2 separate regions of the Mus musculus genome follow, and region 1 is linked to region 2. Evidence: chromatin loops called from intact Hi-C (ENCODE). Cell type or tissue: left cerebral cortex. All regions are shown on one strand. Each heading gives the region's core, and the rest is flanking DNA. Links, peaks and the distances in the headings are about the cores only.

Evidence for each region. Peaks named below come from ENCODE experiments on the same cell type or tissue, not always from the same donor. Only the 100,000 strongest peaks of a DNase experiment are listed, where the experiment ranks them.
Region 1: a loop joins it to region 2, with 2.3 times the contacts of the local background. A loop is called at or near these places in 1 of 42 quality-filtered maps.

Annotation. Positions count from the first base shown.
Region 1 is chr10:93,229,084-93,231,896 of GRCm38, forward strand. The region is part of intron 10 of Cdk17 (cyclin-dependent kinase 17); the gene reads left to right. Among named protein-coding and RNA genes, the nearest start is that of Gm32551, 54 kb to the right of the region's middle. In left cerebral cortex, for the core only: no CTCF peak of the experiment used is centred there; DNase peaks (open chromatin) are centred at 1,767 and 2,598; H3K27ac peaks cover 567 bases.
Region 2 is chr10:93,038,493-93,041,305 of GRCm38, forward strand. Cfap54 (cilia and flagella associated protein 54) reads right to left here. Exons shown (of 68, transcript NM_001347060.2): 10 at 576-757; 11 at 321-486. Among named protein-coding and RNA genes, the nearest start is that of Gm40739, 35 kb to the right of the region's middle. In left cerebral cortex, for the core only: no CTCF peak of the experiment used is centred there; a DNase peak (open chromatin) is centred at 1,586; H3K27ac peaks cover 17 bases.

The sequences.
Region 1 (2,813 bases), core at 266-2,765, 190 kb after region 2:
GGTGTATTTGGGGGTATTTAGGGCAGGGCATGTGTAGTCTTCACTGCTGACATGTTTAGGGGACAAGTGTCAGTTATACCTGGGATACTTGATACTGCAGTAAAGTTTATTTTCCTAGACTATAAGTCATTACAATATTTCTTGTGATAAAATGAAGAATAAGCATAAAACACATTGAGCTCACACAGAAACAACAGTAATCTAAAGAGAAAGATTACTAGGGGTCCTTTCCTTCCTTCCTTTCTTTCTTTTTTAAAGAAACACCATTTTTCCTAGGAAATTTGGGACCAATAGACTGATTATTTAGTCTTTAACATTTGGTTTTCTTAAAAATGAATTATTGCCCTTCAGGCCTGAGTTAGGCAGCTTTGTTGATATTTCATGGGTGTGGCTTCCCTGACATTTCAGGGAGGTGTCCTCTCAGCAGATTTCCTGTTCCTCCCGCTTTTTCACTCTTTCTGTCCCTCTTTGGAGTTGTCCCCTGAGCCTTAGGTGCAGGAGCCGTGTCATAGATGGACCAGTTGGGGTGGGGCCATGTGCAGGGTCCTCCTTCTTCTCTTGGTCTCTATGAGATTCATTCTTGTCATATGTATGTGAGCGATTACAAATTTGATAATTTGAGCCGGGCGTGGTGGCGCACGCCTTTAATCCCAGCACTTGGGAGGCAGAGACAGGCGGATTTCTGAGTTCGAGGCCAGCCTGGTCTACAAAGTGAGTTCCAGGACAGCCAAGACTATACAGAGAAACCCTGTCTCGAAAAACCAAAAACCAAACAAACAAACAAGCAAAAAAAAAAAAAAAAAAAAAATTTGATAATTTGATGTGCTGTCCTCTATATACCATGCATATCAAAGAAAATGATATCCAGTTGCCCTTTATTAACATGAAATTTAAAATAAGTGATAGGAGTATAAGATTTTTTTTTTGCCTTGGAAAATAACTTTTTATTAAGATATTATTGCAGACAGCTTATGACTGGTGAGCACTTGAGGTTCGCATCGTTTCTGTTTTTGAGTCAGGGTCTCACTGTGCACCTACATTGTCCCCAACATCATGATCATCCTGCCCCAGTCTCTTGAATTCCATGATTATAGGACAGAGTCGCTGCACCTGACCGTGCCTTGTTTTTAATCTGTAAATAAACACCTTTCCATTTTCTCAGTGTTGGCTTACAGATACGGTAAATGTCAGTAGCCCATGTAAATAGAAGCACTTGGCTTCTTAAGTTTGACGCGTTTATGCCAGATCCCGAAAGCTGGAAGCTGCCTCTGAAAGGCGCCCCCATATGCTGACCACAGCTGACTGCTTTTATTATCTGCTCGGTGACTTCACTAGCCGCTGGTTAACCTTTTAGCTGATCTGATTTTATGCGACCTGAAAATAAAACGCAGTAATGTGTACTTCGCTTTTAGGAAGTAAACTTCTATATTGAAAGAACGTTTTTAGAGTAGCTTTGATTTTGAGTTATATACTTAGAATTTGAATTATTCTAATAAGCTATGTTAGTAACAAGTTAAAAACTCATTCTTACTGAATGCTGGATTTGCCCTGGCTATTCATGGACATTTGTTTATTTAGTATGTTGTTGTTTGTTTGAAAGGGATTTGCTGTTGGCTACCTGAGATTGAAGCAGATGCTACAGGTTAATTTTGTATGCTTGTATAGATCCCGTCTCTACTTCCTGAGCATCATTATGTCATTCCCTTACACTTGCCCCTGCACCCACTCCCTCGCTTTGCCAAGCTGCTTTTTGTGCAGCTTGCGTGGAATCATGCAAAGGGTGTGTCAAAGACCATGGGAAATTTTTATCTGAAAGTACTTTGAATCTAGTATTTCATGCTTTTAGCCTCCAGAAAGCAAATCTCACAACACAGTCATCATTTTCTGATTCTTGGCTTGTTGTTGTGTTGTTGTTGTTGTTGCATAGCAAATATATATATGGCTTCAAGTAATGAATGTTGTTTACTTTTGATTATTTCTGCTGTTAGTTGAGCCTCCCCCACCCGTACTCCTCCTTGATGGTGCTGGGATCACAGTGAGAGACTTGAGTAAGATAGGCAAGCACTGTCTCTGAACTACAGCCCTACCTTCTTTACTTACTCTTGATTCCTTTGAAAATGTCAATATTATAGTCAGTAAAATTCACAAAAAAGCAAGGTCACCGTGGTATAGTGACTCAAAAAACCAAGGAAGAGGAATCAGAGCTACCCTACATCTTGCTAATTACTAAAATGTGTGGAAAAATAATTCGTTGGGCATGACTGTATCAAGCTGGAATGCTAGGGTAATGATTTGTAATTAAAATAATGTCAGCATTACATTATTTTAATGAAGTGTTGAATTACTACTGTGTATGACATTTTTCTTCTTCAATTTTTTTTCACAAGATACATAAAGCCTTACATAACAGCAATCTTAGCATAAGTACCCTTATTACTTGAAACAAAATATATGGTAAAAATAAGGTTATGTTTCTTCAGATGTAAACTCAGTGACTACAGTCTAGAGGCTATGGGGAGCTAACTCTCCACCAGTGGCAAAGCAAAAAGGTTGGGAACCGGTCTGTCAGTCTCTGAACACAGTGGAGCCCATAGGGAACCGGTCTGTCAGTCTCTGAACACAGTGGAGCCCACACACGGTTGACAGGGCAGACAGTTGCTTACAGCAGGTGGCATTATCCCAGAGTATCAAGGCCTCTTATTCTGAAGTTATTCACATCACTTACATCATTAAAATAGACAAAGACTGCTGAATTTTATTCCAGGGAAATCGCCTAATAGGTTCAAGGAAATTGCCAGTAAGCTCCAACTGAT
Region 2 (2,813 bases), core at 90-2,589:
TGCCCTTTGCCCTGCTGACCTCACACTGAACTGTAATGCTTACGCGGGACCTCTCTCTTATGTCGAAAGCATTTCCAGAAACGCATGGTTGTTCTCACAAGGTCTAGAGACCACATCACCTGACACCCAGCTATTTCTGACCTGCCATGTTCTAGACTCCACCACTCCCCCTACTGCCCCAGTCAGTTGGTCAGCCTTGCCAGTCAGTCATCAGATGCACTCACTAGCCCTTCTGCATTGGACATGTCTTGTGTCACCTCACCAGAAAAGACTATGTTTTCTCACATAAGGCCATTTTTTTTAAGACTCCAGCTACTCACCATGACAAGCTATGTGTTTTAGATAATTTTCAATGGACTGTGTCTCCTTATCGGTTTCCAAAGGAAAGATCAAACCTCTGTTTCTCTTCACATTGATCAATGGTTCGACTGCAAGCAGAAGAATTAAATCCTTCTCTGCTTTCTTTGACTGGGGGTTGTCCTGCTTCTGCGAAAAGCATATCCCACCGGTTAAATAGCCAGTTAACGTTGTTTTAACAAAACGGAGACACTAGCAAAGAGCTTTGCATGTGTTACCTGGAGAAAGTGAATAAGCTGTCCAGCTAGGGATTCAAATAATCCCCATTCTTCGTAAGTAAAAGCCAGCTTGGCAAACCTCACAGAAGCACCCACGGAAAGAGCATTCCGCTTCTCTACTACATGCTCCAGGAGACTCGTTTGGGGGAAATCAAGCTTTCCATTTGAACGAACATTTGAAACTAGAAAAGGAGAGAGGAATGTTTGGATGCCGCTCATTTGAGGAGACATGCATTAGATATTCGATGTCAGACACTGTCAGATGCTAGGAAGAGGAGACAGAAAAGGGTGCTGTCCCCAGCCTCACTGTCACTGAGGTTGTAGGCTGGTGGGACACATAAGAAACCTAAGTGAGGGCTGGAGAGGTGGCTCAGCGGTTAAGTGCACTGACTGCTCTTCCAAAGGTCCTGAGTTCAAATCCCAGCAACCACATGGTGGCTCACAACCATATGTAATGAGATCTGATGCCCTCTTCTGGTATGTCTGAAGACAGCTACAGTGTACTTATATATAATAAATAAATACAGTGCTGTGGAGACAAATAAGAAGGGTTATCAAAGGGTAGGTCTGAGGGAGGACTTTCCCTGAGGTCACTCAGAAGAACAACCATGGCATGCTACAGAGATGGTCAGAAGTTAAGAACATTTGCTGTTCCTGCAGAGAACCCAGGTTTGGTTGCCAGCACCCGCGTGGCAGCTTACAACTGTCTGCAATTCAAGTTCCAGGGAATCCGATGGCTTCTTCTGGCCTCCGTAGACACCAGGGCACAAGACACCAGGCACATATATGGTGCACATACATGCATTCAGGCAAAACACCCATACACATAAAACAAAAATAAATCTTTTTTTTTTCTTTTTAGATAAAGGAGTAAGGACTGTAAGAAACTGGCCAAGAGTGAATTAGCTGCATCGGAAGCTCGATGTTAGGAACAAGGAACGTGTCCAGCTAGTGATTCACATAATCCCAGTAGCTATATTCACAGCAGACAGCAGGATCAGCTATGAGCTAAGAAGCATCATCTAACACGGGAAGGCAGAAGGAGAAAAGGCTGCCAAGGAGAGCTTTCAGTGTAAAGAGGAGTCATCAGTAGCAGGTACTACAGACCCTACGGAAGAGTGTGGGGGGAAGCACTGAGTGAGATTCTCTGAGCAGAAAGGAGATGGGGTTTTTCAGTAGGGTAGTAAGAACAGAGGCTGCCTTGTGTATATGATAGTAGAAGGAAAGACTTGGGAGCAGTACACATAGGCAACTCCCATGGCATGTCTGACCATCTCGGTGACATCCAGAAAGAAAATGAGAGAGGATCCAGGATAAAGGGACTGCTTAGAAGAACTTGACGGAAAGGCATGAAGACGTGGGGACGTTCTCCTCCCATTTAAATGAAAACAGGGTACTTGCCAATGAGGTTAAGTTTTAGAATCTGAGTGAATGAGATCAAAAGAATTCTCACTTGACAGGTTTGTTCGTTTTTTTTTTTTTAAATTGGAAATAAAATATTCTGATCCCCTCCCCCCAATTTCTCTCAGAACCTTTCTTTATGAAGACATGGGGCCAAAGTATGGGATCAGAGACTCACTGCCTTCAGGAGGACAGACACACACACACACACACACACATACACACACACACACACACACACACACACACACACACACGTGTGATATAAACTTATATAAACTCCACTCTTTGGGTTAATGTTTTTGAGAAGGGTGGGTGGCCCCATACCTCAACTGGGGGGCTGTGCCTAATCTCTGAATATAGTCTCTACAGGTTCTCTCTCCCCTTTGTTGGGTATTTCAGCTAATGTCATCATCCCCGTTGGGTCCTGGGAGCCTCTTGCTTTCCTGGCATCTGAGACTTTCTGGTGGCTACCCCCAGTTCCCCATCCCCCACAGCTACACAACTGTTCAATTTCCTGATCCTCTGTACATCTCCCCTGTCTCCTCCCACAGAGACTGAAGGAAAGTCCATCCAGAGACTGCCCCACCTGGGGATCCATCCCATATGCAAACACCAAACCCAGACACTATTGCTGATGCCAAGAAGTGCTTGCTGGCAGGAACCTGATTTAGCTGTCCCCTGAGAGGCTCTGCTAGAGCCTGACAAATACAGGTGTGGATGTTCGAAGCCAACCATCAAACTGAGCGTGGGAACCCCAGTGGAGGAGTAAAGGGAATGAAGGAGCTTGCAGCCCCATAAGAACAACAACAATATTAACCAACCAGCCACACACAC